Regions from separate parts of the Homo sapiens genome. Here region 1 is linked to region 2. Evidence: chromatin loops called from intact Hi-C (ENCODE). Cell type or tissue: lower leg skin. All regions are shown on one strand. Links, peaks and the distances in the headings refer to the core of each region. The heading gives the core; the rest is flanking DNA.

Evidence for each region. A loop is a pair of places that touch in the nucleus more often than their neighbours do. Peaks named below come from ENCODE experiments on the same cell type or tissue, not always from the same donor. Only the 100,000 strongest peaks of a DNase experiment are listed, where the experiment ranks them.
Region 1: a loop joins it to region 2, with 3 times the contacts of the local background. A loop is called at or near these places in 2 of 110 quality-filtered maps.

What each region holds. Positions count from the first base shown.
Region 1 is chr14:101,631,112-101,638,032 of GRCh38, reverse strand. LINC02320 (long intergenic non-protein coding RNA 2320) reads left to right here. Exons shown (of 6, transcript NR_184269.1): 2 at 2,545-2,717; 3 at 3,354-3,590; 4 at 4,918-5,127; 5 at 5,447-5,620. Among named protein-coding and RNA genes, the nearest start is that of DIO3, 73 kb to the right of the region's middle. In lower leg skin, for the core only: no CTCF peak of the experiment used is centred there; DNase peaks (open chromatin) are centred at 2,282, 3,132 and 3,332.
Region 2 is chr14:100,813,242-100,820,162 of GRCh38, reverse strand. MIR2392 (microRNA 2392) reads right to left here and starts at 5,672; the gene lies at 5,589-5,672. RefSeq lists an enhancer at 4,502-5,002. In lower leg skin, for the core only: a CTCF peak has its summit at 2,740; no DNase peak of the experiment used is centred there.

The DNA of each region.
Region 1 (6,921 bases), core at 1,699-4,198, 820 kb before region 2:
ATTTGCTTAAAGTATGTTAAATTCCTATTTTAAAAAAACCTGGCTGGGCGTGGTGACTCATGCCTGTTAATCCCAGCACTTTGGGAGGTCAAGATATCGAGACCATCCTGGCCAACATGGGGAAACCCTGTCTCTACTAAAAATACAAAAATTAGCTGGGCATGGTGGCGGGGGCCTGTAATCCCAGTAACTCAGGAAGCTGAGGTGGGAGAATCGCTTGAATCTAGGAGGCGGAGGTTGCAGTGAGCCGAGATCATGTGACTGCACTCCAGCCTGGCAACAGAGTGAGACTCGGTCTCAAAACAAAAACAAAAACAAAAACAAAAAACCTAACCATTGTTTTTAAGTTTCTAAAACAAATTGATTTAAATTTCTGAAATAATAATTCATTATGAACTTTTGTTAAGAATCAGACTGGTGGCTGGGCGAGGTGGCTCACGCCTGTAATCTCAGCACTTTGGGAGGCCCAGGCGGGCAAATTACTTGAGGTCAGGAGTTCAAGACCAGCCTGGCCAACATGGCGAAACCCTTCATCTACTAAAAATATCAAAAATTAGCCAAGCATGGTGGCGCACGCTGGTAGACCCAGCTACTTGGGAGGCTGAGGTAGGAGAATCACTTGAACCCAGGAGGAGGAAGTGCAGTGAGCCAAGATCATGGCACTACATTCCAGCCTGGGCAACAGAGGAAGACTCCCTCTCAAAAAAAAAAAAAAAAAGGAATCAGAACTGGCTAATTGTAAATATCAATTAACAAAATCAATTATGCTTTATTTGGAAGCACCTAACACTAACAGTCATTACCACTAAGATAAAGAAACAAAATATAGACCTCTAAGGCGGGAATTAAAATAAGAGCTAATCAAAAAGAAAACTAAATATCTTTGCAGAATAAAGAACTTCACTAAAAAAGCTGGCAGCTAGATGAAATCTGACTGTTGGCTGATTGATGGGAAGGTCAAGGTCATGCCCCTGGGTGTAGCATCTAGGGCACTCTCTGGAGAGGGGCTACCCATACAATCTTAGGTGCCAGAATAAGAGTGACTGAATTTAGGATTCGTTACTCCCAAAGAGAAAGAGTCACTGAGAGAGGTGTCGGGGCCAGCTACAGTGGAGTGCTGGCCACCATCTTGGTTCCATTTTGCATTTGAAGCCAGCGCTGAGGTAGAGAGGTAGGAAAACAGAGCAGAGAGATGGAAGGCACCAGGGTCTTTGAGGACCACACCCAGCTACCACACACCCTGAACCCCATTCCACTTCTAGACTTCCTGTTAGATGAAATGATCCATGTTTTTATGGTTTTAGCTTGAGACAGGTTTTATGTTCCTTGTGGCCAAAGACATTTAAACTGAGGTGATCCTTGATAAATGTTTTCTCAATGGATAGATGGAAAGCTGAACGAGAAGGTTATTAAAGGATTAAAATAAAGGCTATGTACGCAGGCAGGGCTGGAACCCCCTCCCCACAAGGGGTGCCCGGTGTGGGCTGGGGTGGGTGAAGGAGCGTACGGGGCTGGCCCTCACCGCCAGGTATGTCAGAAAGTGCCCCCGTCTTCACAGCAAAGGCTGCTGAGTGAACCAAAGAGTTTTGCAAAGTTTTATTATGATTCAGAAAGGAGTGACAGTGACGGGGCGGCAGGGATGACTGATCACTCTCAGCTCAGACAGGTTTCATCTTCTGAATGTTCAATCAGAGCATGAGTGATTGGTGGGTATTAGAGGCGCTCTTTTAAAGGTCAGTGCGGCAGACAGAAGTCCTCGTGGCCCAGACATGTGCCTTAGTAACCACAGCGGAATTCATTAACTTGTCATGGCTGTCCCAGAGCCTGTCAGCTGGCCTTCCACAGACATATGTCATCCTCAACCACATCCACGCTGGCCGGGCCAAAGGAGGAAGCCACACAGGGCCAGAGTATGGGCAACTGGGGAAAGCAAGGCCCAGCACCCCATCCAGTTCCCTTCACGTTATTCTCACAGTAGCCAGCACTTATTGAGCGCTTACTGTGTGCCAGCACCCTGGCAAGTCCTGGATACTTAATGCTCACAACCTCCTTTGGAGATGTACCTGGTGAGTCCCATTCAAGGAAAAGGAGGCTCGGGCATGGCCCTGGACATACCAGGGACAGAGCTGAGGTGGAGTCCAGGCTCCCAGCTGTACCCAACACTACTCACCACCAGGGGCCCACGCTGGGCATGGGACACACCCCCACATAACACAGCTGTAAACACGTTCCCAGTAAAGGGGGACACACATTTTTGGGGGTGTGGGTGGTTTAAGCAAATCCCAGGGATTGCCTGCTTACTCCTTCTAGGGCCAGGGAAGCTGGGCTGGAGGAAGCTGTCTGGGAGCCCAGGAGGCAAGCAGAAAACCGCCAGGACCGCCCCACGCTGGGGGAGCAGCAGGCACGGCCCCTACCAACACCCCCTGGCACCTCGCAAAGCTAGAGCCCGCCCGGTCCCCTCCCCGGAGCGCCCTGGTCTTTGGTTCGTATTCAGCACATCTTCAGAAACAGTGATAGAAAAATGCTGGTTTCTGACTCCACCAGCTCACGGAGGAGATGCCAGCTCACGGAGGAAAATCTGGAAGGTGTTGAAGCATAGACGCTGGAACATAAAATGACTCATGATCTCACTGGGAGAAGGGCTGGGAACATCGTGGGCTCTCTTCTCCCCGCGCTCCTCTCTCCGGGTCTCTGTTTCCCTCATTCCACGATGTTTAGTGAGTACCTGCAGAGGGGGCTTCCCGGGATGCAGGGCTCAGGGCAGGGGTGGGGGCGAGCGTGGGCGAGGCAGAGCGGGCGAGCGCGGGCTGGGAAGGGCGCCCCTGGCGGGCGGCCCGGGCATAAAGGCTTTTGAGCTGGCCTCGCGGGCAAGGCAGGAGGACTGCCTGGGGGAGGCGGCCATACGCCCACCCTAGAGGAAAGCGGCCACCAACGCTGAGGGTCCGGCCCCCACTGACCCTCTGAGACCGAGCCGCCTCGTGTACCAGCGAGGCCACCCGCGCACCTGGCTTGGGCTCCCAGCCCCGCGCCCCTCCACGTCGGAGGCGCAACACCTGTACCCGAGCCTCGGACTCTGAGAACGTCTGGCCTTTAGATAGGCCTCGCGCTCCCAGCGCTGGGGAGTCCTGCATCCCCTAACCGGTGTCTCTCCCGGATGCAATGGAGGTGAACCCCTGGGGTCTCGCGGATCCCGAGTTCAAAGCGACCACAGACTGCTCTGCTTCCAGGACATCCCCTTGGACACCCTCCTCCCCCGCCCAGGCAACCCAAAACCAGCATGTCCCCAGACACACTCCCCTAGACACACTCCGCAACGCCCCAGACCTGCTCCCCACTGAGTCCTCTGTATCCAGGAACCATCGGCGCACTACATCAGACTAGAGGTCTGGGGTCACCCGACCATCCCGCCACAAGCCCCTCCGAGGCATCACTGTGTCCAGATTTTGCAAACTGCACCTCCTGAAGGGGCTGGGGTCTGTCCACTTCGCCCCATCTGCCGTGGCAGCACTTCCTCCGTGGTTCGCACCCCCACAGCAGCCTCCTGGGAAGGCACCTCCCTGGGGCCCCTCTCAGTCCACGGTGTGGATATGGTGAGTTCTTAAACCATGAACTTCTGATTTCACAGCTCTGCTTGAAGCCTTCAATGTCAGGCTTCCTGTTGCTCTTAAGATAATGATCAAAACTCTCAACAAAGTTCCCCTGATAAATGCTCTCAACGTGCCCCCCACCACAGCATCCCTAACTGTAATGAATACATCATTGGTCCTCACGGCAGCGGATTAATCGTCTGTGAGTGTTGGTTTAATCTTTCTCTTCTGGAGTTTAGCTGTCACTGCCATATCCCCAGCACGGAGCACAATGACATGTTTATATGTAGAAAATTGAGCGAAAAATAAAAACAGCTAACATTTGGGTACTTATTATCTTCCAGGCAGCAAGCTATGCATTTTGCATATATTAGCAAATCCATGAGGCAGGTGCTGTCTTCATTGTACAGGTGAGGAGCCTGAAGCTCAGAGAGGTGAAGGAACATCCTCAAGGCCACGCTCTGAAATCAACAAAAGATACATCAGTTTATTGTGGGAAACATCAGAACATGCAGAGATATTAACAAAGAGAAGTCACTCAGAGATGACTGTCATTAACATTTTGGTGTATTTCTTCGTAGACATTTTCCTATGTCTCTGCATAGTAACATACTGTCCAGAGTGCTTGTAATCTGCTAGACGGTTTGATGAGACCAAGTTTTCATGGTATTAGCCACGGCAATATTTGTATTCATATTTTAGGGTATGGCTGAACTGAAATTTGCTTTTGCTCAACTCAGCCCCTCTTGTGAACATTAGGCACTTTGCACTTCACCTGCTGAAAACGTGGTAGTCATAAACACGCTGGTAGCTCAATCGTCCCACCTATCTTTACTATGTTATTCATTCCTAGCAGTGGGGCCTGGGTCAAAAGTTCTGCAGGGTTTTAAGGCTTTGGATCAGTGGTTCGGGATTGTCCTCTGGGACGGGCTGAGAAGCACACATGCCTGCCGGTGGTGACAAGCATTCCTTCCTAGTGCAGAGTCAGGTCTGCACCTGGCACCCCCTACCCATCCAGGTTGGGTCCCTGGCATTCAGTTATGTGGAACAGACCAGAAAAATTAAAAAAGAACCCCCTCCCGCATCTTCCCCGAAGGACCACTGGCCTGCTGTCTCTCCCCGCACTCCCCCACTGGAGTTCATACCCACTGAATCACGACCCCCTTGTGGCTAAGCCCTGGTGCGCCACCCTGCAAAATCAAAGGTGGTGTCTAGGCACAGAAATGGCTCCGTGACCTATGTCCCCTTTGTTCTAATCTAGAATCCAGCCAGGAGTATGCGTGTCAGAAGCCAGGGGTGATTGTGTTTTTTCTCCTTCCTCTTTCTTTAGGTCAGGAAGATTCCTGCAGCTGCTGAGTTAGTACTTTTAAGAAAGTACTGGATTCCCTCTCACAATGGGACTTTGATTTTTTTAAGAAAAAGGTTTCATAAGTTTTCAAATAACCTGGAGCAGTTGAGCAAACTTAATGTGCAGCGTGGTCCCTGCTGGCTGGGTTTGAGGGGCTGGGTCTCTCTGAGTGGATGCTGGTGAGGTGCAGAGGTGAGTGAAGGCTTATCCGGGAATGGAGGAGAAGGGGACAGCCTGGGGAATAAAAAAGAACTTTCCGTGAGACGCTGTACCTCAATGCTAGATAATGCCAGGCTGGGCTTTTGCTAGTCTTAAAAACTACATCACGCATGTTATAGGCAAAGGCCGGCAGCCCCTCCCAGGGAAAGCCCTTTGTTTGAGTCCATAGAGACCCCCTATTGCAAGGGCCCCTTTCGTGATTTTTGAGGGGTCTGCAGGAAAAGAGGGCAGAGGTCGTAGTTTGGGGATCGCTGGTGACCATGCACCAACTTTTTTGTTGTTTCCATCTCAGGAAGAAGAAAAGGTGCCTGAGGGCCTGTGTGGAAGGCCTGTCACACAGCACATCCTGGGAAATCTGTCCAGGAAGCAGCCAGGCGGGCATCAGCCAGGCGGGCATCAGCATCTTCACTGTGCAGATGAGAAACTGAGGCCGCAGAGGTGAAGGGACATGCCCAGGATCACTAAGGCAAGACGGGGGAAGAGCAGAGATCTTGGGCATGATCTCGGCTCACTGCAACCTCCACCTCCCAGGTTCAAGGGATTCTCCTGCTTCAGCCTCCCAAGGAGCTGGGATTACAGGTGCCCGCCACCACGCCCGGCTAATTTTTGTATGTTTAGTAGAGACAGGGTTTCACCATGTTGGCCAGGCTGGTCTCGAATTCCTGATCTCAAGTGATCCGCCTTGCTCTGTCCCTTAGGGACCTCAGCTTAGTGTTCCACACACTGGCAGATCGCCTCGTTCTTCTCAGGGCTCAGTGTTTTCCTGAGTCTGAACCACGATCTGGGTAGCCATCCCCTGGCGAGGACCATTCGGGGTTCCAGCAGTCACATGCCACGGTAAACAAGCTTCGTAAACATCCCACGACAAAGGTGGGAGAGAATCCCAGTAGGGACAATGACTACAGGTGGAATTGCTGGGAAAAAGTATGTCGGTTTTAAGTGTTGATAACTGGTCCTTTATTGGTCGTGGTCATTCATTCTTCTGCCAGGCGGGGCTGGTGTTCCTATATCCTCTCCTCACCAACAGAGCGTCTTATGTTTATTTGTTGGCAACGTGGCAGGTGAAACATGTACCCTGTCATTAAAAAAAATTATACTTGGCTGGGCACGGTGGCTCACACCTGTAATCCCAGAGCTTGGGAAGCTGAGGTGGGTGGATTGCTTGAGGCCCGGAGCTCGAGGCTAGCTTGGGCAGCACAACGAGACCCTGTTTCTACAAAAAATACAAAAATTAGTGGGGTGTAGTAGTGCACGCCTGTAGTCCCAGCTACTGGGGAGGCTGAGGTGGGAGGATCACTTGAGCCTGTCTCAGAACAAACAAACAAACAAACAAAAATAAGAAAAAAATACATAGTTTTAAAACAGTTTTAAACACATTTGGGAAAATATAGGCAGTAGAAATAGCAGTTGTGCTGTTAATGCCTCAGACAGGGCTGGGCTCGTAGTAGGTGCTCAATAAATATGTATTAAGTAAGTGAATAAGGAAGAAAATCCCATGGCTCTGCCAACAAGAAACACTTCTGTCAACATTTCACTGTGTTTGTTTTCCTGAGTATTTTTTCCTCTACATAATTTAGCTTTGTTTTCCATTCATTATGCTCACCCGTGCAGACACAGTTTTTAATCTTGTTTCTTTTTTTTCACTTCACGTTGTTGACATGTGTGTTTCTCTCTTCTAAGCAGCGTTTCAGCATCTCTATAAAACCCTCACAGGTATGTGAACCATAGATCATTTGAATCGTCTATTGTGCTTTTAGGCTGTTTTCA
Region 2 (6,921 bases), core at 1,573-4,072:
CTATCACCGCTGCCTGCCACCACTGCTGCCACCGCTGCCTGCCACCGCTGCCTGCCACTGCTGCCCTCCACTGCTGCCACCACTGCTGCCTACCACTGCCTGCCACCAATGCCACCGCTGCCTATCACCGCTGCCTGCCACCACTGCCTACCGCATCAGTCTACTACCGCTGCCTGCCACCGCTGCCTGCCACCGCTGCCTGCCACCGCTGTCTGACGCTGAAAGGAGATGAGAATCAAACAGAGGGCAGCACATGGCAGTGCAGGGTGAGTGCCACTCCATGCAGTGGCCTGTGCTGCCCAGAGTCTACCGAGCCACACGTTGTGCACCTGGCGGGATGGCTGACCACCCCATAAACACAATGTCACAAATGCTGATTGCAGCCTTTCTTTCAAACCATTGAGTGCAGCTTGCAGGGTGACCGGCAGTCTTGCCTGGTGATTGAAGGTTTGGGCCCCAACATCAGACTGCAGGTGCTAGTCCACTTGCTACCTGTGTGGTCTTGGGTTGGTTGCTTAACCTCTCTGAACCTCATTGTCATGATCTGTACAATGGGGACAAAATACCTTCTTCAGTTGAGAAGATTAAATTGGGGAAAAATGTGTGCTGTACTTATGGCAGGCCCTAGCCATATGACATGGAGTGAGGATGAAGAGACCTTCTTGTCTTCCATGTAGTTTGCATTTATTTTGTAAGAAGAAAAATTTTATTTTGTAATTTCGTAAAAGTTAACCTGGCTGGGCACAGTGGCTCATGCCTGTAATCCCAGCACTTTGGGAGGCTGACGCGGGCAGATCACTTGAGATTAGGAGTTCGAGACCAGCTTGGTCAATGTAGTGAAACCCCGTCTCTACTAAAAATACGAAAATTAGCCAGGCATGGTGGCAGGTGACTGTAGTCCCAGCTAATCGGGAGGCTGAGGCAGGAGAATCACTTGAACCCAGGAGGCAGAGGTTGCAGTGAACCGAGATGGTGCCACTGCACTCCAGCCTGGGTGGCAGAGCGAGACTTCATCTCAAAAATAAATAAATAAATAAATAAATAAATAAATAAATAAATAAACAAACAAATAAATAAATAAAGTTTGGCCGGGCACGGTGGCTCACGTCTGTAATCCCAGCACTTTAGGAGGCCAAAGCAGGCGGATCACCTCAGGTCAGGAGTTCCAAACCAGCCTGACCAACATGGAGAAACCCCGTCTCTAATAAAAATACAAAATTAGCCAGGCATGGTGGCACATGCCTGTAATCCCAGCTACTCTGGAGGCTGAGGCAGGAGAATCGCTTGAACCTGGGAGGCGGAGGTTGCAGTAAGCCGAGATCGTGCCATTGCACTCCAGCCTGGGCAACAAGAGTGAAACTCCATCTCAAAAAAAAAAAATTTAAATTTAAATAGTTAATCCAATATATCAGCTAGGTCCATGAGCAAAGGCCTGTGCCATGGGTGCCCTGCTGCCCTTCCCTTCCCACAGATGTGGGACAGTCTGGGACAGACTTGAATGCTTCCTCTGAAATGCCTTCCAAAACAGCTGCGCCCCTCTGTGGTTTTGGGGATGGGCTCTGCCAGTCCCCATAATCGGTCAGAGGGAAAAGAGAAACAAGCATCCCCACTCCCAGCCTTTTGGCTGAGCCTCACTGGCCATCAGCAGCCTAGGCTGGCCACCCTAACACAGCCACCTGGCCCCTTGCCCTCCCTCCTTGTGGCCAACAAGGGCTGGGTAGGGTGCTCTCTTCCTACTTAGGACTTCCTGTCTCAGAGTGTGGGATCTGAGATGTCATTTACAAGCTCAGTGGGAAAACAAATATTCCAGATAAAAATATTCCCATGACACTTGGCCTGCCCCTGCCGTCTTTCCTGTGGCTCTCTTGTTCCTGGTTGGGGTGGGGACTCTGCAGCCTGGCATGGGACATTTGGCAGTGAGGAGGCCATGAGGCAAGGTGGGTGAGAACACAGGCTCCCAACTCAGACAGCCTGGCTTGAATTCTGATACCACCACTTGACTTTGGCTGGGATCCTTTCACCTCTCCTCAATTTCTCCACCTGTAAAATAGGGATAATAGTACCTACCCCCACCCCCCCACCCCCGGGTGTTGAGAAGGTTAAATGAGACAGTAGGTGCTCAGTAACCCAAATGGCATCCTCCCTCCTCCTGCAGAGAGCCCCCGCTGCCCCAAGGAGAGCAGGCCTCACAGTGCCACCCACTCCACAAGAATGCAGAGCTCAGAACCTTTACATCGGGCTCCTGTTTGCAGGAACGGCTCCAGGCCTGGCTGACAAGGGCTGTGAGCCTCTCTGGCCTCCACCACCAGCCTTTCCTGGGAATCCCAGGCCGGGGTAGTGGAAGATTCTCAGAGCAGCCGAGGCGCCCTCCACACCAGCCCTGGTGTGCACTTTCTACAGCCATCATGCCAACACGTCCTGCAGCCTTCGCCCACCCAGAGTTCATTTCCTCCCATTTGGGGTAACTTCACCACCCCAGGTCACTGGACAGGACCGAAGGTCACCAAAGGTCATCCCGGAACACCGCAGGTCACCTTGGCTCTCAGTGCTTCATCCAGAAACCTGAGTCTACCCCCCATACCCGTCTACCGAGCCGCCAGGGCTTATGTTGTGCAAACGCTGCGCCCTCTGAGACAGGGGCTCAAATGTTCAACATACCCTTTAGGTGTTTGCGGAAAGGATGAGCTCAAAGACGCCTGCCTCTAGGTAAACGGAGCTGCCCTTGCACATGTGATGATAAGGAAAAGCAAACGAAGGCTGCCTTTGAACGGCCTTTTTGCTCCACCAGCTCCCAACCTAAAGCTGCCTTTGCAGTCGTGAACTGTGGGGGGATGGGGGCGTGGAGGTGGTGGGGGAAGGACAGTGGCCACTAGCACCCTGGCCCTTTGAGAAGGGTCCTGCCCACTTCGCCCTGCCAGGCCTCGGTTTCCCCCCTGCAAAAACAGGAAAGTTGATATTCATGCCACAGGCTTGCTCTGAATACAGACTAAAACAGACTATTTTCTTTTTATTTATCTTTTTTTGGGACGAGATCTCACTTTGTTGCCCAGGCTGGAGTACAGTGGTGCAATCATGGTTCATTGCAGCCTCAAACTCCTGGGCTCAAGCAATCTTCCTGCCTCGGCACCCCAAGTAGCTGGGACTACAGGCGCTTCCCACTACATCAAGTTTTTTTGTTTGTTCGTTTGTTTTTTAAGAGACAGAGTCTCTCTATGTTGCCCAGGCTGGTCTGGAACTCTCAGATTCAAGAGATCCTCCTACCTCAACCTCCCAAAGTGCTGAGGTTACAGGCATGAGCCACCACTCCTGGCGACAGACTATTTTCTAAAAGCCTCACACGTTACCCAACTAAATAGGGATGTTGAGGGTCAAGGTCCAGGGCTGGGGAGGTGGAACTCTGGAGTAGGGAGCACAGGGAACATAGGCAGGGAGGCCAGGCCAGGCACACTCAGAAGAGGCTGCTTCAAAATACACCAGCAGAGCATTTGCACCTTTAGCCTGAGTTCTGGCAACTTTAAAAGACAATTCCAGATTGTCTTACTTATCCATTCATTCATTCCATTCAGGAAGTACTTCCTGGGTGCCTAGGGCTGGCATTATTTTACATGCCAATGGCTAGGGATAAAATGACAAGTGATGGGTCAAGCTCCCTGCCTCACTGAGCTCAGAGCCAACAAGGGAGCTGAGCTGCACACCTACTGTGTTCAGGCTGCACTCTGCATGCCTCTGCTTAGATGTTAGATGGCTAGCTTGCTCAGCCCAGGCCCTGAGAGTGAGTGAACGCTCTCCCTGGGAAGATGAAATGAGAAGTAAGACGCTGTCATTTAACCACAAGAGAGAGCCCGTGGAGGTTTGGGATGCCCAGGAAGAGCTGGCACCTCTCACTTCGGTGGGAGCATCAGGAATCTGGGCCCATATCCCCTCCCGAGAGTCTGGCCTTATGTACATTTCCCAGAAATTCTCACTGTTTATACTGAGGGGCCTCCCCGGAGCAGAAGTCATTCAAATCCTGTTTTCAGCTGTAAGTCACTTCCTGCCTAGCTTAGGGCACAGGCATCTCAGAGCATTGAATGTATGGCCACGTGGCCACCCCAGAGATCCAAGCAAAACTGTCTGGTTGCCCAGCCTCAGCTGTTCCTGAAAGGCTTGAGTGTGCAATCCCGGTCCCCTGCTTTGGAGTTACACAAAGGGCCCTCCCGTAAGCCCTGAACAGCAGGCATGACTCAGGCCCAGACTTAGGGCTGGTTTCCACAGCCCATACCGGGGCCCTAATTTGGAGAAATCTGAGTGGACCTAGGCTGAAGATCCCCCCTGAGGAGGTCAGGAAGTGGCCAGGGGACCTTATATAAGCTGACCTCTCCCACCAGGCTGGGCAGGAGGCTAGGGTGAGTGTAGGGGCAGGAGGTAGAGGGAGGAAGATGAGGGGAGAAGGTGAACGGGCTAAGGTCTCCAGCGCTCCCTGGTGAGACCTCTCCAACTCCCGTTTCGGTAACCGCTTCTCTGGCAGGGGTTTCCGCAGGCCTGCCATCCTGACCAAAGGGGAAGAGCACGTCCACCTGGAATGGGAAGGCTCCCTCCTGCCCATCCCAGGGCCACAGAAATGTGGACCTGGAAGGGGTAAGAAGGCAGGCGCTAGCTCCATCTCCCACATCCCAATCATAGCATCTCAAATTATACATGTAGCATCATGGGGCTTGTTTAGAACATAAGGTAGTACTTCCTGGAGGGAAAGGCTTGAAATAAGCAACCCCAAATGAACAAGGCAAAGATGTAACAAGGGCCTGGAACCTGGCAGCCATGCTGACTCTGCGTGTGCCATGTCCTCCCTGGTGAGTGATTGGGCCAGGAGAAATGGGGGTCCTAGGCCTATGGGTCAGACACCCCAATGAGAAACTATTTTGGCTCCAAGGAGCCCCTAGCCACACAGCTCCAGAAACCTGGGAGACGCAGGGCAGCCCACGGTCACTCCGGCTTCATCCCAAGTCCTTGTGTATTCTGTGAATTGGGAGCCTGAAGGCACAAGAACCATGGGAGGGTATGCGTTTGACCAGAAGGTAGGAAGGAAGCAGCTTAGCCTACAACCCTTCTGGGGCACCTCCTGGGCCACCCTCTGCTTTACAGCTTAGACCTCTGGGGAAGGGGGTTGGGCACTCGGCGGAAATCATCACTCATTTGCATAGTGAAGTCTATGCCGTACCTAGGTCCCAAATCCAGGGGAAGGCAATGCACGGCAGAAACGGGGTTTGAATGACTTCTAGGAGCCCTTTGTGCCAAGTCGAGATGGCCTCATCCCCACAGCCCACATTCCTGGCAGGCTGGGTCAGGGATCCCTGGGCCAGAGATCTGAGATCAGCCTGGCCAGCAAGCCCCCAAGTAAAAGTTTATGCTGAACAGAGCACAGAAGCCGAGCTGTGTTCCCTTAGGTCAAGATTTTCACACTTGAACTCACGTTCCCTTTAAATAAAGTGGAAACTCCCCATCTCTGCCACTCTACACCAAGATTCAAATCCCCCCAGCATGACCGTGTGCTGAGGCTGTGTTTGCTTTAGGCCCTCACCCCGCTCAGGCTAGTTCAGTTTTGTGACTATCTAGCACCTCTCACCCCCATCCTACAGCCTGGGGTGGCTCGGGAGCCACCTGGTCTGAGGAATGGCTGGATTGGGAGGGACCATATCAAAATATTCCTGCGGGACTACTGTTAGTTCCTTAAGATACCATTAGAAGGCCACCCCATCCCACGAAGCTTCTCTCATCAACTTTACACTATGTCTGCAGTCTAACTAGGTGTGACTTCTCGGTTGGCATTCTGGCAATATGTACCCAGCATTTCAATGCACACGAGTCTCAGCCCAGACATTCACTCCTAGAAATTGTCCCTGCAGAAATACTTGCACAGCGCAAAGAGACACAGAGCGACAAGGACATCCGGCACAGCGTTATCAGTCTGCAAACTGAGTACAGCATTTAGCATGCACTTAGTATGTGCCAGGCAGGGTTTGAAGAGCTTTTTATCCTTATTAATAGCTCATTTAATCTTCACCCAAGAGGTAGGTCCTTGACCATGCCCGCTTTACAGATGAGGAAACTGAGGCACAGATCTACCCAGCAAGAAGCAGGCCTGGCATCTGCGCCAGGAGGCATCACCCTGCTGAACTGGATTCACAATCCTTCCATCCCCTTTGCCTGCTGGGAGGGCAGGGACACTGGAAAGTTCAGGATGTTGAACTGAGTTCTTGGCCACACGGATAACAGAGAACCCCAAAGGAAGCTGGGGTGTCATCTGCGCACAACCTCCCGATTGGAAAGTTAGCATTCTCCCTTCAGTTGTGAGAAGGCTCATAAGCCCCCCCCAAAACACACACACACACTTGTCCCAGGTTAGGGGCATCACCGTATCCTAGCCGCTCTCTGGTGTACACGGCTCAATGCAGAAATCACAGTTCGAGGTGACTCTCCGCAGAGGAGCTGGGTCTTGCAGCCTCTCAGTTTCCCTAACTCGGGAGAAAGTCTTGTGGCAGCTTCCATTCAAACTCTTCATCAAACACCCAGGGGGAGCATGCCATTCCAGACCCACTGCCACAGGAATCATGGTGGGACACCGCAAATCACAGCACAAAGATCATCAACATCAACCCCACAGTGAGGGCCACAGGGTGCCTGTGCACTACCAACCATGGGACCTCGGGGCCACGGGGCAGCAATAGTGAATCCTGCTGAGCCACAGGAGAGCAGACTGGCAGGCCCCGGTGCACCGGCCGTGGCCCACCGCTGGCTTGAAATCACTGATAGGTGGTAAAAATAAATTTTAAGAGGAGTCCCGAACTAGTAGCACGGGGAACCCTAAAGAGCCCTGCTCTCCACTGGATGGAGAGCTGACTCTTCCCAGGTCCCAGGAGGCAACACCGACTTTGCTGAGTCCCA